Regions from separate parts of the Homo sapiens genome. Here region 1 is linked to region 2. The links are chromatin loops, found by intact Hi-C in ENCODE. Cell type or tissue: mammary epithelial cell. All regions are shown on one strand. Links, peaks and the distances in the headings refer to the core of each region. The heading gives the core; the rest is flanking DNA. Region 1 holds the start of LOC105374584 (a long non-coding RNA gene). Region 2 overlaps PRKCE (protein kinase C epsilon).

Region 1 (16,098 bases), core at 7,344-12,343, 660 kb after region 2:
TGGTGAAACCCCATCTCTACTAAAAATACATAAATTAGCCGGGTGTGGTGGCACACGCCTGTAATCCCAGCTACTCAGGAGGCTGAGGCAGGAGAATCACTTGAACCCAGGAGGCAGAGGTTTCATTGAGCCGAGATCACACCACTGCACTCCAGCCTGGGCAACAGAGTGAGAGTCTGTCTCAAATAAATAAATAAATAAAATAAATTAAATTAAAATAAAAGGTGCAGGCATGTATCAGTTCTAAAAAAAAAAAAAAAAGTCTATTTCATTCTTTTTTTCCGGAAATGTCAATTTCATATGCTTTTGAGACTTTTGTCACATTTCCAGTGGTTGCCAGACATTGACCGTTACTTTGGAATGTAGGTTGTCAGGTGGAAGGTGATAGATATAACCTTCCTTCATTTTCTTCCCATCCTTCCTAATGTGTGGCCTATAGATAATATTGCAATTAGACTTTGACACAGAAAGGAGATACTCTAATTAGTAGAAGAAGTAGTGGAGACAAAAACAAGCAAAGGCATGGAGGTGGGAATAGAGAGTGAGATATAACAGAGGATATAGGACATTAACCTGATTGAAGTTGAAGTTCATGTTGAAGGGTCATGGGAGATATGAATATAATAAATAGATTAGGTGGGACCAGATTATAACACCTAAAATACTGGATCGAATAACTCAGATTGGATCTGGGAAATAATAGGAAAGTACTGTGGACTTTTTTTGTTGTTTGTTTTTTTAGATGGAGTCTTGCTCTGTTGCCAGGCTGGAGCACAGTGGCATGATCTCAGCTCACTGCAACTTCCACCTCCCGGGTTCAAGCAATTCTCCTGCCTCAGCCTCCTGAGTATCTGGGACTACAGGCGCACGCCACCAGCTAATTTTTGTATTTTTAGAAGAGACGGAGTTTCACCATGTTAGCCAGGATAGTCTCAATCTCTTGACCTCGTGATCCACACACTTGGCCTCCCAAAGTGCTGGGATTACAGGCGTGAGCCACTGTGCCCAGCTGGACTTTTCATCTGAGAAATAATCTGATGAAAGTAGGTTTAATCTAATAGCTCTGACAACAGATGGACAAGAATAGGGAGAGAGTAGAGTCAAAGCAATTTTATAGGAGACTGTGGGTGAAATCCAGATAGGAGTGATAAGGTACTAGGCCATAGTGGACGAGGTGGGCATGGAAAGGACAGATCAAAAAGTCATGGACGGCAGGCGGAGTGTTTTGGGCCTATAATCCCAGCACTTTGGGAGGCTGATGCAGGAGGATTGCTTGAGCCCAGGAGTTTGAGGCCAGCCTGGGCTACATAGGGAGACTCCATTTATACAAAAAATTGAAAAATTAGCCCAGCATGGTGGCACGCTCCTGTGGTCCCAGCTACCCAGGAGGCTGAGGTGAGAGGATTGCTTGAGCACAGGAGGTTAAGGCTGCAGTGAGCCATGATTGCACCGTTGCACTCCAGCCTGGGTGACAGTGCATGACCCTGTCTCAAGGAAAAGAAAGAAAAAGAAAAAGTCATTGATAGCCAGGCCTGGTGGCTCATGCCTGCAATTCCAGCACTTTAGGAAGCCAAGGTAGGAGGATCACTTGAGCCCAAGAATTCAAGACCAGCCTGGGCAACATAGTGAAACCTAATCTTTGTTTGTTTGTTTGTTTGTTTGTTTTAAAGGCATTGACAAGGAAATTTTTATTGGATTTGTTACCTCCAGCCAATATAGAAGTTAAATAGATGTCAGCCAAGCCTATGGAAGCTTGTGTTGGATGACAAATCTAAACATGAAATAAAATGTTTCATGGCTTGTTTCTGTGGCAACTAACCAATGTTAGATGTGGCAAGAATTGTGCCCAGTAGAGCATCACATGATTCTGGAGTGCGTATTGGAAAGTCAGTTATTCATTAGAGAGGCCCACTCAAGGCAACTCAAGAAAAGGGAAAGAGAAGCTTTTGTAAATCCGCAGAGTGATCTTTCTGGAATGTAAGGATTCCTGAATAGGAACAACTGGCCTTCTTGGATTATAGAACTGGAAACTATCAGGGGAACCAGCCCCCAGTGTTTCAGTGTAGGTTCTTTTCTATTTTCCCTAAGTGTCAGCCAGTGTGAGAAATAAAGAGAAAGAGTACAAAGAGAGAAATTTTACAGCTGGGCCTCCGGGAGTGCCATCACATATTGGTAGGACCGTGATGGTGACCTTGAGCCACAAAACCAGCAAGTTTTTATTAGGGGTTTTAGAAGGGGAGAGAGTGTACGAATAGGGAGTGTGTCACAGAGATCACATGCTTCAAAAGGCAATAAAAGATCACAAGGCAAATGGCAGAGCAAGATCACAAGGACAGGGCGAAATTAGAATTACTGATGAGGTTCCATGTCCTGCTGGGCACGCATTGTCATTGATAAACATCTTAACAGGAAACAGGGTTCAAGAGCAGACAACCAGTCTGACTAGAATTCACCAGGCTGGAATTTCCTAATCCTAGCAAGCCTGAGGGCACTGCAGGAGACCAGGGTGTATTTCATCCCTTATCTTCAACTGCATAAGACAGACACTCCCAGAGCGGCTATTTTAGAGACCTCCCCCTGGGAATGCATTCCTTTCCCAGGGTTATTCCTTGCTGGGAAAAGAATTCAGTGATATTTCTCCTATTGGCTTTCTGCAGGAAGAGAAATATGACTCTGTTCTGCCTGGCCTCACAGGCAGTCAGACCTTATGGTTATCTCCCTTGTTCCCTGAAAATCACTGTTATCCTGTTCTTTTTTAGGATGCCCAGATTTCATATTATTCAAACATATGTGTTTTACAAACAATTTGTGCAGTTAATGCAATCATCACAGGGTCCTGAGGCGACATACATCCTCAGCTTACAAAGATGATGGGATTAAGAGATTAAAGTAAAGACAGGCATAGGAAATTATAAGAGTATTGATTGGGGAAGTGATAAATGTCCATGAAATCTTCACAGTTTATGTTCAGAGATTGCAGTAAAGACAGGCATAAGAAATTATAAAAGTATTAATTTGGGGAACTAATAGATGTCCGTGAAATCTTCACAATTTATGTTCTGCTGTGGCTTCAGCTGGTCCCTCCGTTTGGGGTCCCTGACTTCCCGCAACAGGAAACACTTTCATAATATTGCTTGTGCTTTTTCATTGAACACATCTTGTACAAGGCCCCCTAGAGGCTATTCCAGGCCTTGAGGCCACATGACCCTTCTGGCTGTGTCTCTGCCTGCATTTTCCCTCTTGCTTTCAGTTCAGATGACTGAAAGAGAACTAGGGCCCAGCTCCACTTTTCAAGACAGAGTGCAAGTTACACATAACTGAGTGGCCAACTATGGCAGGGGATAGGTTGTGGGGAGTGGTGGGGTGGGGGGCTTACAAAGCAATGTTTATTCAGCAGGGACCATGCATATGGCAGGAAAATGTACCTACCCAGCCCCAAATGAAACATTTGCTTAGTTAGAAAGGAAACTGGAACTTTTTGGTGTACAACCTTAACTTTTGAAATTGGTATCAGGTACAGAATCCCCATGTTACCTCACAAAGCCACAGTCCAGGTGAAAGTGTGAAAAGACTATGGGATTGGCTTACTGTGGTTATTCCTGTGGTTTATACCTCAAACTAACAATTCTCCCTGAATCCCACATCAAGTCTGCTGCCTGCTGAGTCATCTGGCCTCTTTGACAGCACCCATCAGTCTTTATAAAGGCTTCCTTATATAATATTTATAAAGAAAGGGGCTGGGCGCTGTGGCTCACACCTGTAATCCCAGCACTCTGGGAGGGCAAGGTGGGTGGATCATGAGGTCAGGAGATTGAGACCATCCTGGGTAATACGGTGAAACCCCGTCTCTACTAAAAATACAAAAAAATTAGCAGGGTGTGGTGGCAGGCACCTGTAGTCCCAGCTACTCAGGAGGCTGAGGCAGGAGAATGGCGTGAACACGGGAGGCAGAGCTTGCAGTGAGCCGAGATTGCACCACTGCACTCCAGCCTGGGAGACAGAGCAAGACTCTGTCTCAAAAAAAAAAAAAAAGGGGGGTGCAGTTTGCAGGCCAGTGGACTAATGCACCCTCACCATATAGCCCCACAGAAATTGGTCTGCCATGGAGCTCTAAAGAACTCATAATTTCTCCAAAAGGACCATCTTTCTACACCTATGCAATTGTTCAAGATCAAGGGTCAGCAAACTGTGGTCCACAGGCCAGTTGCATATTTATGCACATAAAGTTTTATTGGAACATAGCCATAGCCATTTATTCACATAGTGTGTATGGCTGCTTTTGTGTACAATGGCAGAGTTGCAAATCCTAAAATATTTACTGCTTGGCCCTTCAAGAAAAAGTTTCCTGACCCCTGTTTTAGTTAGTTCTGGAATGATGAGCATGTGTGGAAAATCCTCGGGTTGATGCAGAAGCTTAGTGGCTGCACAGTAGTGATACATTGTTTTCCCAGGCTATTTTATTGTTTCTTAATTTCTTAATCACTTTGTGGATTAAATTCATGGCCAGAAGTAACTCAGACATCTCTAAGGATTGTCCTATTGGCATAAGCTAAAGCACGTATTATTCTACATTCATGGATTAAAATATTAAGTAATTTGATCTAGATGATTGTTTACAGTTTAACGCAAATACACTTAGTCTGTTCTGATTATTTACTCAAGGATTATATTACTACATTCACTCAAGAATAATAGTATGTAATCATTTCCTGTGGGATCTGCAATGTTTGGGCCTTCCTTCAAATTCGGTTCTCTGATTTGTCTCCATGACATGGAGTTGGCCTTTAGGTTATGTGATTGAGGTTCCTCAAACAGGATGTTAATTTTCCACTCTTCGTGGCAGGAGAAATATAGTCTAATCTCATGATTTAGTGAGCCAAAGAGCTGTATCCCTTTTCACACTATCCTTCTTTTATAAAATAAATGTTAATTTTGTTTCTTTGTGCATCTTTTGGAACAAACTTGTATTTTCAAAGCCCTCACCCCATACTCAGGTGAGCATACTTTCTAAGGCAGCCCATTTGGAACAAATGAGCTTTAGCCAAGAGTTTAATGATAAAAATATATTGCTTGCAAAAGCTCTAATTTAGCACTCTGGTGCCTCCTACATGGTTTTGCCAACAAACTCATCTTTGCCTGGAATATAGGCTCTTCGAAGGCAGCTGCCACTCTCTCTTCAAGATGTGAGGGGGAAGAGAGTTTGAGGCTTTTCATTGTGAAGGACCCTCCACCCCCGTGTTCCTCCTACAGGCTCCTGATTCACACAGCACAAGTTGAGAAACAGGGAAATGGAATCTTCTTGCCCAGGCATGTAGCAGCTAACTCCTTTGAATCCGAAAAATGTGTGTTCATAATCACCAAGTTTGAAATGCAGAGTCATCACTGCTGCTGGAAATCTGAGGCTGGTTCAGAGCCAGACCAGCTGCTCCTGGGGCCCTCTTCTACTTAAGAGGCAGTCTAGCCTGTGGCCTAGCCTGTTCAAGGTTGCTCTTTCCCCAGAGCCCTGGTACTCCCTCTGTCAAGTTTCCACTTATCTTTCTGGCCTATCCAGGAACCCTTCTCTGAGTTCTCAAGGACTGGCTAGGTGTCCTGCCTCACAGTCACCTACAACCTGCATTTTCCTCATCATAACTTTGAAATTGCTACTTTGCCTATCTTCGCATGGGCTCTTCCTCCAACTACACTGTGAGAGCCTTAAATCCAGAAACCATGTCTTTTTTTTTTTTTTTCAAAGAGAGTCTTAGATGAATTTGCCAGGACTAAAATACAGAGTTCCTTGTTCCCTGTATATAGCCCACTATAGAAATTCAATGGTTTTTGAATGAAAGGATAAATGAGTGAATGAAGGGACTTCGGATCTGGCTGGGGCAGAGACTGTGGAGCTAGAAACTTAGGTTGCTTTCCCTTTCTTCCCTTCCCATCCCTCCTCTTCCAAAACCCAAGTCTGACAGGCTGTGAAGCACCTCTATATACGACTGATGGAGCTTTAATTGTTCACCCAATCTTTAGAAAAGATCCTTTTAATTCAGCACTGTGCCCGAAGTCCAGGCACTTAGCTCTGGATGCCCGACTGCAGAAAATACCAACAGCCAGTAGAAAAACTGCACCAATGCTGGGGGTCCTATTTTAATTATTCTAGAAAAATTCACTTTTTGCTCAGTGTTTGGTTTCATTTGGGGCTGACCTCCTTTCTTGCAGGCCCTAGATTCGTGAAATCTATATTAATCAGCAGAATAATATTAGCCAATTCCTTACCTCGTTTTTCCTTCCCCTCATTTGGACAGCTAGCCTGGTTTGTACTCCTTATCTCAGAGATGAGATGTGATAATAAGAGGCAGAGAAATAAAAGTATGTTCCTGGCTTTTGGATTCAGAAGTTGCCCTTATGGGAAGGAAAAAACAAACAAATGTGGCATAGATAAAATATTTGGAAGAAAAGATAACAAGAGTAGAAAAGAGTTTCTTAGGGGGAGGAAGTGAATTCATGGGAAGGTACAGAGGGCAGAGATGTTTCTGGATCCTGTGTGCTACTTCACCCTGGGAAGGTGACACAATTGCAGATGTTTTTGTGAGACTTGGGAGCAGAAAAGACATGTTCTTTGCATCCTCAGTGAAGCCCCAGAGGAGAAATGGGTGCATAATGGGTCCCCACTGAAGAGAACGTAGGCAGATGTGCAAAGTTTCCCATGCCCCAGTGAGAAAGAAGCATGTCTCTTCATGCCCAAGAGCACATCAGAGAAATGGAGAGTGCTCCTGAATCCGAAAGGGTCACACAGACAAGAGTGAAGAATGTCTCAATAAATACCAGTGTGGAAGAATGATCTTGAGGACCACATCCTTCACTCTCTCTCCTTCCCCCCTCCCTTTCTGCACATCTTGCATCTCAGAAGCCCCCTCCCGGAAACTAGATACAACTCCAGGGGAAGGTGAGGTTGAAATCCACAAGTTCACTGAGATAAAGTTTCTGACAATGCAAAGAAAGGGAGGCTTGAAATCAAAATTAGTTTCTATTTCTTACATAAATGTCTGGACTAGAATTGTGTCCACTGCTCAGATCTTACTTATATTCAGGGATGACGTATCTCATGGAAGAACAGGGCTCAACGAGCCACTTAAATGTCTTCCTATCAAATGTTAAGGTTCTAGAAACCAAATGGTGGGTATATTATCCAACATATGCCGTGAAAGCAGAGCCAATCCTGGGGGAAAGCTTCTCTCCTAATGGTAAGGTGTCCATATCCTCTGCCCCAAGAACCAAGACAAGTGATCTGACAAGTGTGAAGACTGCTTTTCAACATGAAAAAGAGTTTTCTTAAACTCAAGCATGATATTGGCTCTACTTTGAATATCAGTTACGAAAATTCATAACGAGCTGAGGTATCTTCACTAACATTGCAAATTAATTTCTTGTATTCATCACAATGACATTTATGTGTATTTGAAAAGTAATCCATATGGATGAGCATATTTTTCATTCACTCTACAGACGGAACATGCACGCTGGTTTGCAGATCCCTTGCAGTGACTCTACAGCTCCCAGGAATCTGAGGTTCACAAGGTGAAACCTACCAGGCCAAACAATTTAAAATTGGTTTTGTTTTGAAAATCCAGTAAGTATGATGGCAATGTCTTGCAGAAATTCCTCTTTTAGTATTCCAGTCTGTGGGCTCTGGCAGAAGTAATAGTCTGCTGCAAACAGATCACTCTTTTTTGTTTGCAAAGTCTTCGTACCAGCTGAATCACAGCTTGCTTTTCACTTTTCGTAACACCTTGCAACATCGCAAAATATTTGCTGGAGTTTGTGAAGGGCGGCTGCAGAATTAGTAAACTGAAAGGAGGCCTTCCTTTACTCCCACCCCTGTCAGCACCTTCTGTTCTAGCAGACCGAAAGGCAGCTTGAGAACTCTGATTGCTTCTCTAGATTATGACAATTCTTGGCACCATCGCCCGGGGCAAGAATGGAAGCAAAGGAAACATTATGGAGTTTTGCAGGTGCCAGTACATAATATTGTCACTTTACAAAATTGAATTTATAAATGACTTCATGAAGGTGAGTTGCTATGGTAACCAGCCTTCTCAACTTTTATATCTGGAAGTAAGGATCATATGGCCCCTTCTGTTTGGGACTATGTATTCTGGGTTTAATGAATAACTACCCATCCTCTAACTTCTAGTTAACTAGGCTCATGGGATGCTAGACCAGGAAGCAACATTAGCAACCATCTCATTCCACCTCCTTCATTCATAGATGGGAACTGAGACACAGAGAAGTGGCACTACACAGCTAACGTGTGTCAGCCCTGAGCCTATGGTTTCTCACTTAGTTTTCTTTTTTTCACAATGAGTGATTTTTGCAAGCCAGTTTAGTTATATATTGTTATTTTTAAACATTTTAGATTGAGAGGGTCCATATGCATATTTGTTATATTGTGTGCTGATGGGGATTGGGCTTTATGTTAGTCAGGGTTCTCCAGAGGAATGTTTTCTTGCTTAGTTTTCTAGTGCTCTTTTCTTTCTGCCACACTGAATTTCTGAAGGGACGCACCCAGCTTCCACGAGTGGATAAGAGACATGGAACCACAGTTAGACACAGGGCCACTGTCACTTCTTACTGAGATGTTAAAACAAGTCCTGTCCATGTACTGGTGTGTGAAGTGTCTAATTTTCTCTATCAGAATTATTACAAATTCCACATGACAACAACTTCCACTGATTCAAAATGATGTATGGGGGGACAGTGTGGGGAGGTGGGGAATGACCTGAGGAAACGTGATCTAGTATTGTGGTTCCATAGTCTAGCATACATAGATTAGCAATCTGCAAAGAATTAGACTGTACCCGAATTGTAGTGAGCATAACGTAAACTTCCTTTAGTCACTCAAAAAAATATATCTTTGGTTTTTTAAAGTCTAGTTTCTTGAACAATAATTCCTGTTGCATAAATACATGAAAAGGTGCTTCGGATAACAGCTTTTCTTCCAGTTAAGAAATCACCAGGCCACAGAAGATTTAGCTATTAGGATTTTCCATAGATTCTTGGAGTGAAGAATGGCAGAAGCTTAAGAGTATTTAGTACATTCTTCTAAAAGCAAAACAAAATGCCAAATTAAAACTAAACAGTGAAATTAGAGTGTTCGTTCACTTTAAAGAGATATGAATACAAACACTGGATCCTCAACAGTCTTTAAACATTGCAGATCACCTGGATATCTTGTTAAAATGCAGATTCTGGTTCAGGAGGTCAGGGAAGAGACCCAAGATTCTGCATTGCTAACAAGCTGTCGGGTGGTGTCAATGCCGCTTGTCCTTGGTCTATACCTTGAGTAGAAAGGGACTAGTTAACTTGCTGTCTCCTTGAATGTGTTTTCTGTGAGGGTCAGCCCTGACCACCCCAGTCACAGGAATCTTTCTGGCCTCCGGATTCCTAGTGCTCATATTGTATATATCGTCCACAAGGTACTTAGGTACTGTTGTATATTGGTATGTCCCATATGTGCATGTCTTCTGTCCCCAACCAGATTGTAAGCCCATCTGTGTTTGCTCAGCCCTGTGTGTGCAACAGAGGTGCTGAATGAAGACCTATCGATGATTGATTGATACGTTAAAGATTATTTCCTCCTTCCTCAGAATGCTACACTTCGCTCATCAATGGAGCTCAAGATGTAAAAGTCTGGTTTAAGAGACATTGAATCTATTCTGCCTTTTATTATCCCTTTCTTATAAGTTGACTTTTAAGAAATCAATGACTGTGTGGAGAGTTCTAACTGGGTACGTAATAAAATAACCAACTGTGGGGGTGGGCAGGGGGCCCTATCGCACCAGGAAGCTTGTTTATTGGTTGCATTAGACCACTAAAGTGGAAGCACTGAGATATTCTGGAAAGAACACAGCTTGGGGGCCAACAGATCTGGGTTCAGAGCCTTACTGCATCACCTACAAGTTGTGTCTCTTTAGAAAATTTACTTAAAATTACTGGGAATTTATTTCATCATCTGTACAATGGGCTACTTTTTTCTGTGATTGTTGTAAGAATTGTAATAACTGTTAAATTGCCTAGCATGGTGCTCAGTACAAGATGTTACACTCTCGGCGGAATCACTTCCAAGTCAAATTGGAAATTGACTGTTAGCCACCCATCACTCTGGTTTGAGAAAGCTGGTGGGATAGTTTACATGCATGGCATTAGCGCCATCTAGTGGTGTGTTACTGCCTACGCTTCCTTACGGAATTCTCTCTTCCAGTACCTTTGAATGGCCACTTAATTTATTCATTTTATTCAACAAGCATTTATTGAATGCCTACTGTGTGCCAGACACTGATTTGGCAGCTGAAGCTACAACAGTGAACAAGATAGATCATGGTCCCTGCCTTTAGGGAGTTTGTGGTCAGGTGGGAAGATAGAAATAAAATAATTACTGAAATAAAATTTGAATTCAACTTATGAAAAGCACTATGAAAGAGTACAGTAGCCTGTGAGTTTATAATAAGGCTTCCCTAGGGAAGTGACATTAAAGGTAAGAAGCATAGAATCCAGTCAGGAGACCACATCAGGCAGGTAACAGCTGCCCAGCGGCACCTCCCTGGACACATTTACCCCATCAGGATCAGGAACCTGCCAGTCTGTCAGGAGCTCCCATCTTGAACTGAGGCCTGTTTCATCAATCATCTAATGTCTATCACATCCCACTCTGTGCAAGTCACTTTACGTACGCCACTGCGGACTTTCTCATGTTATCCTTTTACAGGCGATGTGCAATGAGGTTAAGTAACTTATACAAGGACATAAAACGGCATGTCAGAGTCAAGATTCACACCAGATCTTTCTGCTCACAGCGCCCATGCTCTTTCCTCTACTGAAGCTGTCTCCCAGATGCCAAGCCCAGATCTCTTTATTCTGCATTATGCTGCTTGCCTTGACAGAAAGGAAACCATTAGAAGTGCTTGGGGAGAACGAAAATGCAGAGGGAGGGCGGGAAAATTAAATAACAGCCCAGTGGGTCATGTGTGAAGGGCAGAGAGGAAACTGCTGACTTGGCTAGTTATGTTCTTCTGGTGTGATTTTAGGAAAGTAAACCCAAGAGATCCCTTTCATCAGGAAAGAGAGTATCCCTAATAATGTTGCTTATACTCTTGTGGTTTAAAATGTGTTGCAGCTGCTGCTAAATTGAAATGATTTGGGGGATCATTTGGAGAAGAGAGGTTATCCTCTGGAAATCTATAGGAAGTTGCAAGGATTAATAACCACTAAGGAGCAGAACATTGCTGGGTCAGAAAATAGCTGCAGGACTTAGAGGTTTTCTGCAACACAGGACTTTCAGCTTCAAAACTGGGACATTCTCATGGCAAACTATGGCGATTGGTCACCTGGCAGTGAGCCAGACTGGGAGGATCTGATGTACCCATGGAAGTTAGGCCGAAACACTTATTGAAATCTGGGGTCAATTTGAGGCCTTGGCCACAGACCAATGCAGAAAAGGTGGGCAAAGCGTGGTACAACGAGTACCTTGGTACTCAGTCCCTAGATTACCAACCTAGAGCACCTGCTGTAGGCCTTGCATGCAGAATTAGTTGGCCCCAGTTCTGAGGGAGGGCTCAGGCAGAGGACAAGAATGATCACAGAATCAGGCCACTCTGTGCTTCAGCTTCCTTATCTGCAAAATTGGATAAATAGCAGCACTTTGTGCCTAAAACTGCATGTGAGATCTGTTAGTTAATATGTGTAAAGTGCTCAGAATGGTGCCTGGTCCATATGAATATAGGAAGTATCACCATGGAATTCTCAGGAAGAGAAACAGGTGTGTGGCCCTGGCTGGATCATGTCTATGATAGCTCAGTTTTCCATCTGTAAAATGAAAATCAAAGTCCCTGCCAAAGCTTTCAGAAGAAACAGAACAAGACACAGTCAACAAGGAAAGAAGTCACAGATAGTAGGTAGGAACTTGTGCTCTGAAATCAAACCCCCTGGATTACATCCAGCTCTGCCTCTTAGATGTTCATTTATTTATCTGCCATACCCCAGCCACCACCGCAAGACCCAAGAAACCAGGGTTGAAATGCCAGGCACCAAAGCTGCTGCAGCCATCATCCAAACCCTCCACACAGACCAGTCACTGGCCCCAGTCACTGGCCCAAGGCAGGGTGGAGCATCCAGACAAGGTGGGGAATGGAATTTGCCCAATAATGGATGCCAATGATTTGAGGAAGACAGCAGCCAAGGGAGAAATGGAAATGCAAACCAGGTACAAACACCAATGGGCCCGGCGCTGTCCTGAGCACTTTATGCATTAGTTCATCTAGTTCTCCTGGCAGTCTTATGAAGTAGGCACTGTTATTCACCCCATTTTACAGATGAAGAGACTGGGGCGCACAGTGGCTATAACTTGCTCAACTCACAGAGCGAGCCAGAACTCTGGGCAAGTTTGTTGACATTTCTAGTCCCTAGTTCCTCTCAAAAGAATGAGGGTAATAAGTTATGACATCTCCTCATAGATTTGTTATGCAGATTAGATGGGATAGTCTATACACAGCACTTAGCAAAGGATCAGAAACATTTTAAGCACTCATACTTAAACCCAAAGTCACTCACTAGGTAATTGGCGTGATAAGATACATGGGCTATAATTACCAAAAATATAGCTGGTAATTTAAGAAAATGGCCAAATGTGCAAGGTAGTAAAAGTCTAGGGTGGGGCAGGGGACATAAAATACCATAGGAACTGAGGAACAGGGGGTCAGGTCTGAAGAATCTGTTTTGCATGAGACACTTTGTAGGCCTTTGGAGAGAAATTGTGAGGAGGACTTGAAGGACGGACAGTTGGCCCCCAAACTCCAGGCTTTCACTCCCTGAACTAAGAGGGACCTTGAGCAAGCCTTCACCTCTGGGAAGAAGCCCTCAGCAGCCCAGATAGGAGAGCTGAGGTGTCTGGAAAAGCCCACACCGAGGCCCAGGGCTGGGCCAGTTATGGAAGGCCATCAGTGCAGCCCCGTCTTGACTCCTGCTGCAGAAAGACTGGGCAGGGCCGCAGCTCCAGCCCATGTTCCAGATTTCTGCCATGACCACCCTCCTGCGTGCCAGCTTGAAACCACTGTTTGTTGACATGATCTCCCTGACTTCATCCATTTAGATCATCTTTGGCTCACTGACCTCAGCCCACTCCCTTCACCTGCTCTATTATTTTATTGTGACCCCTGATTCCAGGCAAGACATTCCATTCACTCCATCAGCCCCAATCTGGGAACCTTGTCAGCAAAGAGGATTGGCCAGGGATGAGGAATTGTGGTGAGGTGAAAGGAATATCTCTGATAAGAGATGTAGCAATGCTACTCACTAATAGCTCTAGATTCTTGGCAAATGCCTAGGAACTCACCCCACATTTTTCAGCAGAGGGTGTATTAGCTGCATTTTGGAAACCTATTAAGAGTTGTAATTAGCAGCAGGGAGAGAACAAGAACTCTTCTCTAGGGCAAGTGATAACAGCAGTAAGCATTGAGTGGACAGTGATCATCCAGCCAAGCCATGATACCTTTCCTCCTCTTCCACCTCTTAAAAAGAGACTGGAGCTGTGCTCTCAGGCTCAGGGAATTCTACCTGACTGTACTGCTTTGCCTCCAGATGGATTCCCTCTCCTGAGCCCTTTCAGGTAGACGGCTGCATTGGACAGTACCTGGTTTGCATTTCCATTTCTCCCTTGGCTGTTGCCTTCCTCAAATCACTGGCATCCATTATCTGGCAAATTCCATTCCCCTCTTGTCTGGATGCTACACCCTGCCTTGGGCCAGTGCCTAGCGGCCCCTGGCCTGTGTGGAGGGTTTGGATGATGGCTGCAGCAGCCTTGGTGCCTTGCATTTCAACCCTGGTTTCTTGGGTCTTGAGGTTGTAGCTGGGATGTGGCAGGTGGAACCCAACAAGGAGATTTACCTCCAATGGTAAGGAGGGGTTTCTGTGCGAGGAAATGAGCACCTGGGAACCCAGGCGGCCAAAGGTGATTGAATTGTTCCGCACAAACTGGGTTACCCCTCAGGGCTGATGTGGCCTGGAGAGACACCCCTAAAGTCATCATGTGCCTCTAAGATTTCGCTAGGAAAGTTTCCAAGAAAAGGCTAGATTTCCATTGGGCTTGAAAGGTGAGCCACCCACACTGGGCGCTCAGGTCTGCATTTCTGCTCCAGTGTTCCCTCAGTCCAATTTTACACAGCAGTAACACCCTCTTCCCCTCATGTTCTGTTGTGTTCTGCAGATCCTACAGGGGAACATCATGATAATGAAACCTTTGTGTTTTCCATGGCTGCTACAAAAAGACCAGATCAAACATTTTATGACACTTTTGTTTTTGTGTTTCTGTATGCTGCATGTGAAAATATCTATTACACAAATCAAGCACTCTGCTTTCCATTGCCAAGCATCTTTGGCACAAGAGCTGTAATAAGAAGTGTAATGAACATAAAACAGTTTTTAGAATCACTCCTTTGGTAGCTGGTATATGAAGCTGACAAGGCCCCCTCTGCCAAAGCTGCAGAAGGTCGGGCATATCCTTCCCTTAGCTCATATGGCTGCAGAGGAAGGAGGTGTCTTTCTTTGGGCTTCATCGCCAGGCAACCCACACACTTTGATGCTCACCTGTCTGCCTTGGGGGACTGGAGTTGAATGACTGCTTGTTTTGCTCCTGGGATCTGTGGGCTCCACAGTCGTCCCAGGCCTCCTTGCTTAATCGGACTCCCACCCATGGCATCTGAGTAGTTCCTCTTCTGGTCCTGTCACTATCATCTCCCTTTCTCTCTCTCAAGGCCTGTCCTTCTGTAGTACATCTTTTTAATAACTGGTAAGAGTCTCCTCCGACCTTCCCTTTGGAGACCTTTTCTCTTCAGTCAATCCCCGCCCCACCCAATCCCATCCCTTGTTCTCAGCGTCCTGCTCACAATCCCTTTTACTATGCCACTGACTTACCCAGACTGGCTAGGACATCTCTATTTGCATTGCATTGCAATATGGACTGAGGTGAGCTTGCCTATGAAATCAGCTGTGAACTTATTTTTTGTTAACTGTGATTTTAAAGGGCAGGGAGGAGAAAATGAATACTGAGGGAAGGAAAGGAGACCTAACATTTATTGAGTCCTTGGAGTTCTTGAGATAGATGCCTCATACACGTTAACTTATGCATCCTCACAATGATCTTGGGAGGTGTTATTTACTCCATTTTACAGAGGAGGAAATGGAGGTTAAATCACTTACACAGGCTGGGCACGGTGACTCACGCCTGTAATCCCAGCACTCTGGGAAGCCAAGGCAGGAGGATTGCTTGAGCCCAGGGGTTTGAGACCAGCCTGCCTCTACAAAAAAATAATAAGTTTTTAAAAATCACTGCCCAAAGTTCCAAAGCTAGTCAACAAAGAAACCGGTTACAAATTTGCTCTTCATTTAGTGTAAAAATCAATGAAACTTTTCTGAATGTTTCAGTCTTTAAAAAAAAAAAAAACATGAAGCATGCCATCCAATGAGCTGTGTGACCTGGGGCAAGTCAGTGGACCTCTCTGGGCAATAGTTTGAACATCTTTAATGTCAGGAGCCTGTGCTAGAAGGTCCTAACTCCTACAAGCTTTTAACCCAGGCTGTAATTGCCCTTGGGACTTCTTCACATCCAGTCCAAATCTTTAAAGAACCCAAGTCATGCTAACAAGAAATAAATGACTAACACTCTGGGAGCGCTAATCAGGAGCACTTCAGGAATTCCCTTCCTTTTTCCTGCCAGGCAGCAGTTTCACAGCCATTCTCCAGCTCTCCTAAATCAGGATCTGTGGGTGGACAGGAGGATGAGAAACACAGTGCTAAAGGGGCCTGGGTTTCTATGTCACCACCCCTGCCTACCCTCTGCCGCAGCCACTGTAGCCAGCGTGCCTCCACCTGGCTGTCTTTCCCTACACAGCCCGCATGCCCCCCATAGCTGGCTGCACTATGGGAAGGACTGATCCCCACCAGACAAGCTGGACTTTCCTGGCCTCCCTTGCACCCTGGGAGATCCTTGTCCATGTGGGGGAAATAAGATTATATTTATTAAAAACAATATAATTTATAGCCTCCGTGTACACACCTTGAAATTCCTGG
Region 2 (16,970 bases), core at 7,266-12,265:
AACTGAGATAATGGTGCCTGGTGTGTGGTCAGGGCTGAGACCTTAGCATTCTTAGTGCTCACCATTCTGTATTAGCCATCTTCCTCCTAATTGTTGTCCGTTCTGACTGATCCACAGTTTCCACAACATTGTGCAGAGTTTACACGCTGCTGCACAGAATCCCGTGTCCACCATTGAGCTTCCTAGAGACTTTTTGCCTAGGTGGGGCTTCCAGGCACACAGCAGTATTGAAGGTACAATTTTTTTTTTTTTTTTTTGAGACAGAGTCTTGCTCTGTCACCCAGGCTAGGGTGCAGTGGGATGATCTTGGCTCACTGCAACCTCTGCCTCCCGGATTCAAGCAATTCTCCTGCCTCAGCCTTCCGAGTAGCTGGGATTACAGGCTCGCACCACCATGCCCGGCTAATTTTTGTGTTTTTAGTAGAGACAGGGTTTCACCATGTTGGCCAGGCTGGTCTCGAACTCCTGACCTCAGGTGGTCCGCCTACCTCAGCCTCCCAAAATGCTGGGATTACAGATATGATCCACTGCACCCGGCCTGAGGTACACATTGAGGACACTGTACTATGATTGCTTAAAGTCCTGAAGTCCTGGAGAGGACCATGTTGGGGAGTAGGCCTGGCCTTGCACAGTCAAATGGAGTAGCCAACAGTGAGTTAAGAGCATCAGGAGCCAAGGCCAGGGCAGGATGGAAGCTCTTTTCACCTCAGGGCAGCTTTTAGAGCCAAGCTAGGGCCTGCCACCTACAATGACACAAGCTCTCTTGGAAAAAGTTCTTTGAGAGTTCCGTTGACAAGTCTTCTGGGGAACTGAGGAGCTCGGTGGTGAACCTGTATCTTGCCATCCCTGCAGGTGGGCTCCCAGCGGTTCAGCGTCAACATGCCCCACAAGTTCGGTATCCACAACTACAAGGTCCCTACCTTCTGCGATCACTGTGGGTCCCTGCTCTGGGGACTCTTGCGGCAGGGTTTGCAGTGTAAAGGTAAGTTGCTCCCTGCCCTGCCCTCAGCCCCTGCATGTCCCCTTCCTTGCTGCCTGCCCCCATCCCTGCTTTATAAAAAACCCTTGTCTGATTCCAGATTTGGCCAAGAACTGAGTGCAAGCCTTTGTTAATCCTGCATTAGTAACTCTGTGCATTTGGTAGGCAGACTCTGGGCAGAGACCATCCAGGACTGGGTGGAGGGAAACACCGAGGAAGGAGGAGGGCGGACTCCACGCCTTAAGATCACTCACAATCTGGGGAGACAAAATGAGTCTACAAAAGCATAATAATTTCAGGAAAGATACATTAGAGCAGAAGAAAAGTAATATTTTTGGAGTTAGGCCATGAAGGAAGTGAGAGGTGTGAATTGAGGCTTTTCTTGCATGGTCCATGGCTCAGTGCTTACTCTTTGAAAGAGCCATGCCAGAACCTTGTCACATAAGGTAGCTTGCTGACTCGTCACCAGCTTGGGACATAGGGGATATTATTCCCATGGCCCTGGTGAGGAAACGGAGGCTCAGAGACTAAGCAACTTGCTCACATCACACAATTTATTAGCAGAAGTAGGATTTGAACCTTGACTCTCGCGTCCTCAGTTCCTTCCTGTTTCCTGCCGTGCCACCCGCAAACAGCGCACTCAGATGATGATGCTAAGTGGCACGGGGAGTAGCATATAACACAGGGAGGTGGAAATGTATTCTGGTGGCCTGAGAAGTGTGTCCAGTTTTATAAGCCGGTCCAGCCTGCTTGCACGGTTGGGCAACCGTGAACTACTAGGCAGGGATATTGCATGGACAATATTTTAAAATAGTGTTTTACTGTTTGTGTGGAATGTATTATTCATAAATTCCCATTGTAGAAAAATTAGAAGAATATAAGTAAAGTATAAGAAAATAAACCTAGGACATAACAAATTGGTCATTGAAGGGATCCCAATGAGAAACTATGAGAATTGGAAATAAGATCAGGGCTGCAGTGGGAATGAAGAGGAGAATGACTTTAATATATCAAGGAGGAATGATTTATTGGATGTAGTGACCAGAAGCAGCTGGGAGGGCAGTGATAGCATTCACTGAGATGGGGATACAAGAGGGAGGATAAGGTTGGAGGTAGAAATGGAGCCTGAGCTGGGGACACCTTAACTCGAGGTGCCCGTGGCAAATTGACACGAAGCTGTCCACCTGTTGGACATTCTCACTGACAGTTGGGGAATAGGTCTAGACTGAGCATTTAGATGTGGGTTTTGTCAGGATCTAAGCAATTAAAGCTATAAAGTCAATGTCATTCTCCAGGGTAAGTACATTGAGTATGAAGAGAAAAAAGTCAAAGATAACACCATGAGGGTGGGTACCAACATCCAAGGGTGGGCCTGCCAAGGCAATGAGAGGGAAGCACTCACAGGTAGGAGGAAAAGTAGCAAAGAATGGCACCATGGAAGCCAAAAGAGTAGATAATTTTTAACAGTTTTATAAAGAAGTGGTGCCAAATGCTTTCCAACAGGTTATTTAAGATAAGACACGAAACATGGGGTTGGATTTAACAACAAGGAGGTCACTAGGAACCTCAGCAGGAGCTGTCTTAGTGGGACAGTGGGATGGAGCCCAAGTGCTGTAGGCTAAAGTGCTAATAGAGGGAGATGTTTTTTCAGAATGTTTTAGTCAGGAAAAAGACAGTGGCAAAGGAGAGATGGATGAGGCAGAAGGGAGAGGGGACTGACTGTTGATACAGCAGGGAAGGGGAGGCGAGCGGGGATGGGCCTTGGGGAGAATGATGGACACCGCCTTCCCCAGATGGAGGGCAAGCCTGGCTACCAGGCCTGGGTGCAGATGCATCTCGGGTGTCAGGGATAGAAATCCAGGAGGAGGTGAGTGGACAAAGTCATCATTTAAGTTTTGAATCTGTTGAGGGCATTGCAAGGAGATTCCCCTTATTTTCTGAAAGAGGAAGTCTTTTTTGAAGTAGGAGGGAGAAGTGGGGGTGTGAGAGGCACGAGGAGGGTGGTGAGGGCTGGAAATAGCAATTGTGGGGACAGAACACAATCCAGCCACTGGACATGAGGAGGTGCTGACTGTGGACATGCCCAGCATCCTGTGAGCTTCCCGGCACCCCTGGAGGTGGGGGCGGAGCCATTCCACTTCCCCGTTGGAGTATTCTTTCTAGTGTGTGACCCTGAACAAAATGGGGCCTGCCTGGAATCCTGTAGGTGAGGTGAAGAGAGCAGAAGAGGAAGAAGGGAGGGGAGCAGGAGTCTCGAGTGTCTAGCAGAGGAGTGATGTGCTTTTGGAAAGATTAGTGTGGTTGCCGGGAAGCAGGGCCTGCTTTGGAGGGAACCCTGATGAGCTGATGTCTGTTTTTTTTTTTGTAAATATATTAATTATTGATCTATCTAGTGAACCTAAATGAAGATACTATCATCATAAATATTGATATTTTAAGAAAGCAGCCCAGACACCCAGACATCACTGTGAGGGCTGTGGGTCCCCAATGACCCTGGAAGAAGGAGGGGCAGGGACAGTGTATTCAGCTCTTGTTGGGCAGGAAATGCTCTTGCCCCTGCTCAAGGAAAGAAGGGGCAGAATTAGGATGCCTGGAGCAAGGGTATCTGTCCATGGGAGCCCAGGAACCCGGAGGGAATCAGGCCGCATGAGGGCTAGAAGACGAAGGCTGAGACCTGAAGCTCCCCAGCCAAAGTGTGCAGACTTTTACTCTTCTGTGGCTCTGATGTTATTACTTGGCCTTTTTTTCCCCTTGCTGCTGTTCTGTGACCCTCTCCTTCTCCCTCTCCCTCTCTCTTTGTCTTCCTCTCTCTTTAATTAAGAAACCTTATTTTTTTAAGAGCATTTTTAGGTTCACAGCAAAATTGAGCAGAAAGTACAGAGAGTCCCTGTATTATGTGCCCCCCAACACACATGGCCTCCCCCCACCAGCATCCCCACCACAGCAGCACACGTGCACAGCCACGGAACCTGCACAGCACATCATTATCACTCACAGTCTGTGGTTTACCTTGGGATCCACTCATGGTGTTGAGCATTCTGTGGATTTGGACAAATGGACAGTGCTCGTTATCTACCATGATAGTATCATACAGATTAGCTGGATGGCCCTGGAAAATTGCCTGCTTCCACTTATCTCTTTAGATCCTTTCTCCTCCTTAAGGCTTCTTGGCCCTGTAGACTCCTTACCCTGTGGAGAGGGGTCATGGCCAGAAGAGGCCAGCATGGGCCCAAGGCAGGGGCTGCTTGTGCCCAGGTCTAAGCCTGGTTCTGCTACTATGATTACTAAGAAAAAGAAATCAAGACTTAGTGACCTGCAAGCATCCCCGAGCAAGTCCCTATGAAGCTGGCTCTTGCACCCATGCAGCCTGGCCCTGTTCCTGGCTTTGGCAGGTGCCCTATGCCACCCTTTGCTGCTTAGGAAGACTCAGCCAGGCTTTCTGTCTTGCTGGACCATGCTAGCAGGGCCTGCTAGGCTGGAGCTCTGGTCCCCTGGTCCTGGCTGGAGATCATCTATTTGGCCTGCTGCCCTATGGCTTCAGCTTTTTTGCCATTCCCGTTCCCATTCCTGGAAATAGATTACAGTATTTTCAGCAAAACAGGTTTCTTCAGAGCTTGGGTCTACGAGGAGGGATCCATGAGACTGTCCTGGTCACTCTTTCTCCAGTCTAAAACTGTCTGAGCCACACAGGTTCAAGCATTGTGTGTGTACCCTTCTGGGGACTGTCCCTTTGTCAGCCAGGTAGAGGGAGCATAATTATGTCTGCTTTTATGACAAGGAAATGGAAATCTGGAAAGAGTGGGTGCATGCAGGGCATACAACCAGGAACTGTGGGGCAACCAGCCCTTGTCCTTTGCAGCCCACAGCCACAGAGGGGCCAGACCCTTGCAGGATGCTCACACGATCATTGGGTAACTGAGATCCTTAACCGAGGGCAGAAAAATGCTGGCACAAAGTGAGCAGGCAAAATAGTTCATTTCTTTCTTTCATTTTGTGACTCAAGTGCCTGCTGCGTCTGAGTCTCTCCAGACTCATTCGTGGGTCTGTCCGAGCCCCTCAACCACTATTAAACAGTCCAGAAATCAGCTTCCCAGGTTCCAGGAGCAGCATCGCTAGTCTCGGGCATTTGTAGCCTTTTCATTCTGCACTTTGTTGGAACAGTGCTGCCTTCTCCAATCTCAGGTTCACTGGCACCATGGGCCTCTCTGGGGCCCTTTTCCACCTGTTTTATTTTCCCATTGACACATGGAGTCAGTGGCCCCTGGAGGCAGAGACACCCAATACCCTTTGATTGCAGTTTCCTTCTCTAGAGAAGATCCAGTTCTCACCTGCCCCCGTCCCATCCCCCACACTCATGTCTCAGCACAGCTGCTCTGAAGTCATCGGGCACCAAGGGGCAACTTCACAGGAAAGCCAGACCTCCTGACGGAGCCTGCAGTTGGGCCTGCGGGGGCCTGTGGAAGCGGAAGCCCTGCTTTTTCTCATCCCCATCTGGGGTGAATGCTCTGCACCTGCTGTCCTCCAGGACAGGGGACGAGGCACAGGGAGGAAGGTGTACTCCACGAAGACCTGGCCTGGAGATTCCTAAAGAATCTTCTTCCTCGCTCCTGCCTCTCTCTGACACACATCTTAATAACTGCTCTGATCTGCGGCTGTTTTCAGGGGCCAAGGGGACAGGGTGTCCCCTCCTCTCCAGTAAGTAGTAAACAGGAGTGGTGGCCTGAAGAGATCACAGGCTAGGATTTGGAGGAGCTGTCCTGGTTTGGGTACTGCCTAGCTGGGAGGTTGCAAGCAGGTCACCCTGGCTTAGTGCCCTTGGCTTTTAACCCCAACTGCCCTCTTCCCTTCTGAGGACAGTAATAAAAAATAAAAATGGAGTGATCTTAGCCACATACCTTGGGGTGGCTGTGCAGAGCCATAAAGATGAAAGAAAGGCCTGCCTGTCTCCCTCCTTCCTTCCTTTCCTTGTTTAAAAAAAAAAAAAAGTATTTTGGATACTTAAAAACACTAAAAACATGCAGAATAATTTTTAATTTTCAACATTTCTGAAAATGTCAGTCCTTTACTATTTTTAACAGCTAGGTCCCTTGTCGTAACTTCAACTTTTATTTTTAGAATTATAAAGAGCACAATACATAAATACATTCTCACTGTTCTTACTGTCAAAGATCCAAGCAAGACTGAAGTTAGATATATATTAAAAATATTAAAGGCTTTCTTTATATTCTCTTTCCACTTTCATCCTCAGACTTCTAAAAATGTGCTATGGGTCCTCTTACTTCTAAAAATGTCCTCTTTTTGTGTGCCTTTGCTGCACGGATACTCACACACACTGCGTTAGAGTCTATTGCTACATAACAAATGACCCCAGGACATAGTGGTGTAAAACAACCAATACTTATTTTCTCAGAGTTTCCGCTGGTCAGAAATCTGGATGGAGCTTAGCTGGGTGCATCTGACTCTCATGAGGTTTCAGTCAAGCTGAGAGCTGGGGCTGTTGTCTCATCTGAAAACTCAACTGGAAGAGGATCCACTTCCAAGCTCGCCCACATGGCCACTGACCAGAAACATCAGTTCTCTGCCGTATGGGCCTCTCCACACAGTGACTGGCTTCCTTCAATGCAAACAAGAAAGTGAGAAAAGATGCCCCAGACACGAGGCAATGGGACATCTTATCGCTTTTGATGTTTTCTGTTCATTAGAAGAGAATCACTACGTCCAGTCCTCTCCAAGGGAGGGAGTTACATAAAAGCATGAACACTATGAGGCAGGGGCAATCAGGAGGCAGCTTAGGGGCTGCCTGGCACACCTGCACCTCCCCATCCACATCCCCTTCGCCTCCTCACAAATGCAATCGTCTTGTCTATGGGGTCTACCCTGACCACTGGGTAGCTCTCAAGCTCTTGTCTCTCGTCTCTTACTTCCTCTGCTTTTTTTTCTAACATAGCACTTATCATCTTCTAATATTCTAAATTACTTTCTTTTTTTTTTTTTTGAGATGGAGTCTCGCTCTGTTGCCCAGGCTGGAGTGCAGTGACATGATCTCGGCTCTCAGCTCACTGCAACTTTCACCTCCCAGGTTCAAGCAATTCTCCTGCCTCAGCCTCTGGAGTAGCTGGGACTATAGGTGCATGCCACCACACTAGGCTAATTTTTGTATTTTTAATAGAGACAGGGTTTCACCATGTTGGCCAGGCTGGTCTCAAACTCCTGACCTCAAGTGATCCGTCCTCCTCAGCCTCCCAAAGTGCTGGGATTACAGGTGTGAGCCACTGCACCCAGTCTAAATTACTTGTATAATGTTAGTTTCTTTCTTTCTTCCTTTCTTTCTTTCTTCTTTTTTTTTTTTGACAGAGTCTCACTTTGTCACCCAGGCTGGAGTGCAGCGGTGCAATCTCAGCTCACTGCAACCTCTGCCTCCTGGGTTCAAGTGATCTTCCTGCCTCAGCCTCCCAAGTAGCTGGGATTACAGGCACCTGCCACCACGCCCGGCAAATTTTTACATTTTTAGTAGAGATGGGGTTTCATCATGTTGGCCAGGGTGGTCTTTAGCTCCCAACCTCAAGTGATCCACCTACCTCAGCCTCCCAACGTGCTGGGATTACAGGCATGAGCCACCACGCCAGACCTTATAATGTTAATTTCTGTCTCTCCCAATCCAAATACAAGGTCCATGAGGACAGAGATTTTTTTTTGTCTGTTTTATTCTCTGTTTACCCAGCATCTAGAACAGTGCCTGCACACTGACATCCAATAAATATTTGTTAATTCAATCCTCCGTGCATAGTTATATAATTTGCTTTTCTACAGTATGTCTTGGAGTATTTCCAAGGCAGTGTACAGACATCTACTTTACTTACTAGAAAGAGTCCACATTGTGGATGTTCCGTAGATTGTTTAAAATGTTGCCCTCTTGATGGATGTTTACTGGTTTGTGTGTTGTCGCCATTTTAATTTATGCTGTCACAGACATCCTCATACATACCTTTTCATGCATATGTGTGAATAATTATGAAAGAAAGGCCCACAGAAATCAAACAATCACTTTAAACCCTTGTCTTTTTGTGGTTGAATTATACAAGGAGGGAATTACATAAGGGCACTTTTACTTGTTTGCTTTAAAGTCAAGCCATGTTAATGGACTGCTTTACCTTCCTTTTCATTGACGTTTAATTTGTGTGGCTTGCATGGTGAGCTTGGGATTCTAGTTCCCTGTTATCTATTGGGTCTGGTCTGAGAGGTGTCATTTATGCCACTGTAGTACTACTACTTTCCGTAGAGTTAGAATAACTGAAAAGCATGTTGTCCTGATTTGTGCAAGGCGTCGTGGTGAACCTGGAGATAAAACATTACTTTAGTTCTCTAGAAACTTGCACTGTGCTTGGTCATTGAACATAATAAGTGAAATCATAGGCGATAATTCAGGCATTGAGTCAGAAATAAGTGTGAGCAATTTACAGGCAAGAGAGGGCCTGGAAAGGGGTGTAGGGAGAAAGAATGCCACAGGAGTGCTTTGGTTGACTCAGAATCCTTTGCAGTAACATCCACAATGCCTGGGGACCATGAGAATGTCCCCTGTACACGTGGCAGATTGGCTGAAAATTCAGTCTGAGCTTTGATCTGAGGAATGCTGGGTAGCAGACAAGCGGCCGATCGTGGTCCCCGGAAAGCTCTGAGTCACGGTTCTGGTGTGATCAGGACTCCAAAATCTCTTTCTGGTGATGACATTTGGCCCAGCATGACCCCAGGGGGGCATCCCTCTTACCTCCTTTCTCCTCATTCTGCGTGAACGACTTTGCGGTCGTTCACTCTCACACCCCTGCCAACTTCCATTGCACAAGCACACAATTTCCCATTTGCAAATATTTGCTCTCTGTCTCTGAGCTTGGCATGACTGGAACCTGTTATGAAATCAAACCATTGCCCTGGCTCACCCTCAAGGGCCAAATTACCCCAACATAAAGAAATTCCTGCAGCATACATGGGCCTGGGCCCCTCCTTAGGAGTGGCTCTGTCACCATTCCCAGAAGGTTGTCTGCTTGCTTTGGAGGAATTCCCAGGAGCCTGGCCTGCCTTTTGCTTCAATCTCAGCTATAAAAAGGGTGGAAACATGGAAACCAAGTCTCTCCAAATGACGGTAGGATGTGTGATAGAAGGTGAAAGTCAGAGTGCCTGAACCCCAGTGTGTCCCCAGACAACACTGCTGCTGCTGCACCACCCAGCACATAGTAGGTCCTCAACAAATGTGTGGTGAATAGCTGGGTAGTAGTAGAAGAGCGCTTCTCTTTTTGTAAGAGCCCCTGGCAAAGCAGATCTATTTCTTCCCGGTACAACTTTATCCAAATGAAACCAGTGAAAGTGAGCACTGAGAGGCATTCTGGAAAGAGAAGCCTTAAAGGGCAGCCTAGGGCTGGGAGTGGATTGGCAGCAGGGGCTCACGGCCTTTGGCCTTGGTGCTCCCCAGTAGTGTTGTGAGGGGTGGGGGTGGGTGGTTCATTTGGCCACATTAATGCAAATGCATCTCAGGTTTCTTTTGGTTCCAACAGGGACGCCCACTGTCCTTTGCTGGTCTGTGGCCTCCCAGTGACACCTGCAGCCTCCAGGAGCCCATCTTGCTCCCGTTATGGCTGCCCAGAGTAACTGGAGCTCCCCTTCCTCACCACTTTGCCCTGGCATTTCCAGACTTTTCAAAGCACTTTCAAAGTCACTATCTCACATCGTGCATGCTAACTGATGTGTGATTGAGATTTTTTTTACATATTAAGATGAGTACATAACTCAGGGGAAATAGCAGACTTTTTAAAAATAAAAGGCAAAGTCCTCAAAACCAAAACCAAAAAAAGATACCCCCTTTGCCGACCTGCCAGCCCAAGTTGTTTTGTCAGGACAGACAGGTCTGGCATTTCAACACCAGAGGGAGCTAGTGGTCAAGTTATGTAGACAAGTTAGTTGCCCTTCTCAAGAAATTCTCAACTTGGCTCTTTTATTCTCTTTTCCGTCACTTCACAGAGAGGCAGAAGACAGCTTTCATGGGTTTGGTGGGTGGAGCAGGTGTGGTGAATGAGCATCAAAGGGCAGCTGATGCAATGAGGCAGGGTAGTGGGGACAGAATTCTGGGCACAGTGCTGTTGCCTGGTCTCTGATCAGCCCGCGGATCAGAGTTATTAGTGATAACTCCATTAGTCAAGTCGGTGCCATGGCCTGGCTGCGCTGGAGTTTTCTTGTTTGTTTTTGTCCTGAGAAAGCCACCCTGCCACCACCTCACCCCACCCCCACCTTTAGCCCAATGGGCATCTTGGGTTCAGTAGCTCAGTTGAACTGTCCAGGCTGGTCTGGGGGGGCTCTCTCCAGACAGGTGACCAGGTTATGTAGAGCATTACGGAGATCTGGCTGCTTATCCTGCCTGGCTTCACTCCAGGAACAGTTTTGGTTTTTAAACATTTTTAGTAGACTTTACTTTTTAGAGTAGTTTTAGGTTCACAACAAAATAGGTCAAAGGTATAAAGATTTTCCACAAACCTTCTGCCTCCACACATGCACGGCCTCCCTCACCATCAGCATTCTGCAACGGAGTGGTATATTTGTTAACGGTCAGTGAACCTTCATTGACACATCATCATCAAAGTCCATAGTTTACATTAGGGCTCACTCTTGGTGGTGTACATTTCCATGATTTTGGACAAATGTATAATGACATGAATCTACCATTATAGTATCTTACAGAATAGTTTTACTGCACTAAAAATCCTCTGTGTTCTGCTTCTTCATCCCTCCCTCTCTCCTAACCCCTGGTAACCACTAAACTTTTTACCATTTTCATAGTTTTACCTTTTCCAGAATGTCCTATAGTTGGAATGATACAGGGGATAGCCTTTTGAGATTGGCACCTTTCACTTAGCAATATGCATTTAATGTTCTGCTATGTCTTTTCACAGTTGCTAACTCACTTCTTTTTAAGGCTGGATAATATTTCAGTGTCTGGATATACCATAGTTTATCCGTTCACCTACTAAAGGACATTTTGCTTGCTTTCAAGTTTTGGCAATTATGAATACAACTGCTATAAACATCCATGTGCGGGTTTTTATATGAACATAACTCTTCACCTCATTTGGGTAAATATCAGTAGTGTAATTGCTGGATCTTATGGTAATGGTATATTTAGTTTTGTAAGAAACTGCCAAACTGTCTCTCAAAGTGGCTGGACCACTATGCATTCCTACCAGCAATGAATAAAAAGTTCCTGTTGCTTCATATCCTGAATGGCATTGGGTGTTATCAGTTACCTCCTTGTATTTTGGCCATTTTAATAGGTGTGTAGTGGTATCTCATTGTTTTAATTTGTAATTTCCTAATGACACATGAAGTGGAGCATCTTCTCCTATGCTTATTTACCATCTGAATATCTTCTTTGGCGAGGTGTATGCTCAAGTCTTTTGCCCATTGGGTTATTCATTTTGTTATTGTTAAGTTTAAGAGTTTGTTGCCTATATTGGATAATATAGGCATATATTATCATATATGTCTTTTGTAAATACTTTCTCCCAGTCTGTTACTTGTCTTTTTATTCTATTGGCAGTGTGTGGTTTGGTTTTGTTTGTTTTTTGTTTGTTTGTTTGTTTGTTTTAGTTTGGGGAGGTGGGGGACAGAGCAAAAGTTTTTTATTTTAATGAAGTTCAGCTTATCAGCTCTTTTTTTCATGGATCATGTCCATGCATCATGGTGTTGCATCAAGAAAGTTATCTGTGTAGCCAAGGTTACCTATATTTTCTTCTATATTATCTTCAAGGAGTTTCATAGTTTTGCCTTTTACATTTAGGTCTACAGTCCATTTTGGATTCATTTTTGTGAAGATCGTAAGGTTTGTGTCTAGATTCACTGTTTTGCATGTCTAGTTTTTCTAGCACCATTTGTTGAAAACTGTCTTTGCTCCATTTTATTGCCTTTGCTTCTTTGTCAAAGATCAGTTGGCTGTATTTGTGCGGGTCTGCTCTGGGCTGTCTGTTCTGTTCCATTGATCTATTTGTCTGTTCCATTGATGTTTTGCCAATTCCACATTGTCTTGATTACTTCAGCTTTATAGTAAGTCTTGAAATTGGGTAGTGTCAGTCTTCTGACTTCGTTCTTTTTCTTCAATATTGTGTTAGCCTTTTGCTTGGGTCTTTTGCCTGGGTCTTTTGCCTCTCCATATAAACTTTAGAATGAGTTTGTCGATATCCATAAATAACTTGCTGGGATTTTGATTAAGGTTGCGTTGAATATATAGATCGAGTTTGGAAAGACATCTTGACAAATACTGAGTCTTTCTATCCATGAATACGGTATATCTCTATATGTATTTAGTTCTTGATTTTTTTCACAACGGTTTTGTAGTTCTACTTATATAGATCTTGTACATATTTTGTGAGATTTATATGTAAATATTTCATTTGGGGGAATGATAACATAGATGGTATTGTTTTTATTTTTAAATTCCATTTGTTCATTGCTGGTGTATAGGAAAACAACTGACTTTTGTATATTAACTTTGTATTCTTCAATCTGGCTATAATCATTATTGGTTCCAGGAGTTTTTTGTTGATTCTTTTGGATTTTCTACATGGACAATCATATCATCTACAAACAAAGATAGTTTTATAGTTTTATTTCTTCCTTTCCAATCAGTATACTTTTTATTTCTTTTTCTTGTCTTACTGCATTAGTTAGAACTTCCAGTATAGTGTTGAAAAGGAGTGGTGAGAGGGAGCATCCTTTTTGTGTTCCTGATCTTAGTATGAAATTGGCTGTAGGGTTTTTGTTGATGTTCTTTATTAAGTTGAGGAAATTCTCTTCAGTTCCTTGTTTACTGAGATATTTTATCATAAATAGGTTTGGATTTTGTCAAATGCTTTGTCTACATCTATTGTTAGAATTATTTGATTTTTTTTCTCTCTTTAGTCTATTGATAACAATTGATTACATTAGTTGATTTTTCAAATGTTGAACCAGCCTTGCTTGCCTGGGATAAATCCTACTTGGTCATGGTGTGTAATTCTCTTTATAAATTGTTGGATTCAATTTGCTGATTGTTGTTGAAGATTTTTTGCATTCATATTCATAAAAGTTATTGATCTGTAGATTTTATAATATCTTTGCTTTGATATTATGGTAATGGTGGCCTCCTAAAATGAGTTAGGATATATTCTGTCTGTTTCTTTCTTCTAGAAGATATTATAGAGAATTGATATAATTTCTTCCTTAAGTGTTTGGCAGAATTCACCATTTGGGCCTAGTGCTTTCTGTTTTGGAAGGTTATTAATGATTGATTCTATTGCTTTACAAGATAAGCCTGTTTGTACTGTGTATGTCTTCTTATGTAAGTTGTGGCAGATTGTGTATTTTAAGGAATTAGTCTCATTTTGTGTGGGTTATCAAATGATAGGCATAATATTCTTTATAATACTCTTTTATTCTTTTAATGCCCATAGGATCCATAATGATGTCCTCTCATTTCTGATATTAATAATTTGTGTCTTCTCTTTCTCTCTCTCTCTCTCACTAGCCTTACTAGAGGCTTATTGAGTCTATTGCTCTTTACAAAGAACCAGCTTTTTGTTGTTGGTTTTTCTCTACTGATTTTCTGTTTTTAATTCAAATGATTTTTGCTCTAATTCTTATTATTTCTTTTCTCCTGCTTACTTTGGATTTAAGTAAGCTACTTTGGTCTCCTTTTTCTAGTTTCCTAAGATAGAGGCTTAGATTATTGATTTTTAGAATGTTTTTCCTAATATATGCATTCAATGCTATAAACTTCCTTTGAAGCACTGCTTTTGCTATATCCCACTAATTTTGATGTTGTATTTTATTTTATTTCATTTTTTATTTTTATTTTATTTATTTATTTTTTTGAGACAGAGTCTCACTCTGTCACCCAGGCTGGAGTGCAGTGGTATGATCTCGGCTCACTACAACCTCTGCCTCCCGAGTTCAAGCGATTCTCCTGCCTCAGCCTCCCAAATAGCTGGGATTGCAGGCATACGCCACCACACCTGGCTAATTTTTGTATTTTTAGTAGAGATGGGGTTTTGCCATGTTGGCCAGGCTGGTCTCAAACTCCTGACCTCAAGTGATCCACCTGCCTTGGCCTCCCAAAGTGCTGGGATTACAGGCATGAGCTTCCATACCCGGCCGGTAAGTTGTATTTTAATTAATTCAAAATATTTTAAAACTTATCTTGAGATTTCTTTTCTCACTCATATGCTATTTAGCAATGTGTTTAATCTCCAAGTATTTTGGAATTTTTGAGCTATCTTTCTCTTATTGATTTCCAGGTTAATTCCATTGTGGTCTAAAGCCAACATTGTATGATTTCCATTCTTTTAAATTTGTTAAGGTGTATTTTATGGCCCAGAATGTGGTCTTTCTTGGTGATTGCTTCATATCTTGAGAAGAATGTGTATTCTTCTGTCACCGAATGAAGTTGTTGATAGATGTCAGTTATATTCAGTTGATTAATGTTGCTGTTGATTCAGTTGATTAATGTTGCTGTTGATTAATGTTGCTGTTGATTTGATTAATGTTTCTGCCTGCTAGATCTGTTTATTTTTGAATAAAGGGGTGCTGAAGTCTCCAATTATAATAGCAGCATCATCTGTTTCTCCTTGTAGTACCATCAGTTTTTGCCTCACTTACTTTGATGCTCTGGTTTTAGGTACATACACGTTAAAAATTACGTCTTTTTTGAGAATTGACCTTTTTATCCCTAATAACTTTCCTTGCTCTGAAGTCTGCTGGGTCTGAAATTAATTTAGCTTTTCTGCTTTTTTGGGTTTAGTGTTAGCATGGTATATCTTACTCTATGTCTTTACTTTTAATCTGTATGTGTCTTTAAGGTGGGTTTCTTGTGAACAACATATAGTTAGTTGGGTCTTGTTTTTTTTGATCCACTCTAACAATCTGTCTTTTAATTGGTATATTTAGACTATTGACATTTGAAGTCAATGATTATTGATTATTGACATACTTGGGTTAATATCTACTATAGTTAGTACTGTTTTCTATTTGTTGCCCTTATTCTTTGTTTCTATGTTTGTCTTCCACTCATTTTCTGCCTTTTGTGGTTTTAATTGAGCATTTAATATGTTCGTATTGTTTCTCTCCTTTCTTAGCGTATCATTTATACTTTCTTTTTTACTTATTTTAGTGCTTGCTGTGGAGTTTGCAGTATGCATTTACAACAAATCCAAATCTACTTTCAAATAATATTGTGCTGCTTCATGACAGTACAAGTACCTTATAATAACAAAATTATCCTAATTCCTCCCTGCCATCCTTGTCTCATTACTATCATTTATTTCACTTACACATAAGCATACCTAGCATATATGAAATACTATAATTACACATAATCAGCACATTACTAATATTATGATTTTGGGCAAACCATTAGCTGTTAAATTAATTAAGAATAAAAATAAAAGTTTTTATTTTACCTCCACTTATTTCTTCACCTTTCTTTACCTGCTCTCTTTTTCATGTAGATCCAAGTTTCTGAGCTGTATCATTTGTCTTCTCTCTGAAGAACTACTTTTAACATTTCTTACAAGGCAGATCACTGCCCATAAATTCCTTCCATTTTTGTTTGTCTGAGGAAGTTTTAATTTCTCCTTCACTTTTGAAGGATAATATTGCAGGGTAGAGAATTCTAGGGTGGTGGGGTTTTTATCTCAACATTTTGAATATTTAACTTCTTGATGGCATGGTTTCTGAGGAGAGGTTGGATGTAATTCTTATTTTTCCTCCTTTATAGGTAAAACTTTTTTTTTTCCTTTGACTTCTTTCAGCGTTTTTTAAATAGTTGATTTTCTGTAGTTTAGAAATTATATGCCTTGGTATAGTTTTTTGTTGGTTTGTTTGTTTGTTTCTTTTTGGCATTTATCCTGTGTGGTGTTCTTCAAGCTTCCTGGAGCTGTGGTTTGGTTTGGTGTCTGACATTAATTTTGGGAAATTCTCTGTCCTCATTGTATCAAATATTAATATTTTTTTCTGTTCCTTTCTCTTTCTTCTCGTAGTGGTAGTCTCTTTTTGCATATGTTACACTTTTTGTAGTTATCACCCAATCCTTGGATATTTTTTCCAGTCTTTGTTCTCTTTATTTTTTCATTTTTGAAGCTGCTATGGATATATCCTGAAGCTCAGAGATTGTTTCTTCAGCCATGTCTAGACTACTAATAAGCCCATCAGAAGCTTTCTTCATTTCTGTTAGTGTTTTTGATCTCTAGCAGTTCTTCTGATTCTTTCTTAGCATTTCCATCTCTCTGCTTATACTGCCCATTTGTTCTTACATGCTGTGTACATTATCCATTAGAACCCTTAGCATATTAATCATAGTTGTTTTAAATTCCCAGTCAGATAATTCCAGCATCCCTGCTATATCTGAGTCTAGTTCTGATGTTTGCCTTGTCACTTCAAACTGGTTTTTTGGGGTTTTTTTGTTTTTTTTTTTCTTTGCCTTTTAGGATGCCTTACAGTTTTTTCTTGCCAGACATTATATACCGGGTAAAAGGAACTGTCAGTAAACAGGCTGTTAGTAATGTGAGTAACGTGTGGAGGGAGGGAAAGAATTACATAGAGCTGTGATTAGGGTGTTTTCATGAATTTGTGCCTTTGAGCTGTGAACCTCACAAGTGCTGTTCAGTCCTCCCCTGGCCTTAGATAGGACAGGATGGCTAGAGTGGGCTGGAGTTGGGGATTTCCTTGTCCCCAGATCAGTCGGGGTCTGATAAAACCTCAATCTCTGATAAAAAAAAAAAACAACCCTCAACCTCTGATAAAATAGTTTCTCCTAAGAGAAGCCCTCGTTAAGAAGAGCAGAGTGCTCTGGGCTATTTTAAAAAATGGTTCTCTCCCCACGTTCCCCACCCCCAACCCCCACACTGAAATCCTGAGATTTTCTCCATATTTACTATGAGAATCTAGTTGAGCTCCTGAAGAGCACGACTCTCAACTGAAT

Evidence for each region. Hi-C counts contacts between places; a loop is a spot of excess contacts. Peaks named below come from ENCODE experiments on the same cell type or tissue, not always from the same donor. Only the 100,000 strongest peaks of a DNase experiment are listed, where the experiment ranks them.
Region 1: it touches region 2 in a loop (8-fold over the local background); 29 of 110 quality-filtered maps call a loop at or near these places.

What each region holds. Positions count from the first base shown.
Region 1 is chr2:46,640,530-46,656,627 of GRCh38, forward strand. It overlaps LOC105374584 (a long non-coding RNA gene), which reads left to right and starts at 1,540. Exons shown (of 2, transcript XR_940058.3): 1 at 1,540-1,575; 2 at 7,486-14,460. In mammary epithelial cell, for the core only: a CTCF peak has its summit at 10,193 (motif pointing left); a DNase peak (open chromatin) is centred at 10,182.
Region 2 is chr2:45,983,699-46,000,668 of GRCh38, forward strand. PRKCE (protein kinase C epsilon) reads left to right here. Exons shown (of 15, transcript NM_005400.3): 6 at 853-982. Among named protein-coding and RNA genes, the nearest start is that of EPAS1, 310 kb to the right of the region's middle. In mammary epithelial cell, for the core only: a CTCF peak has its summit at 9,881 (motif pointing right); DNase peaks (open chromatin) are centred at 8,853 and 9,903; H3K27ac peaks cover 318 bases.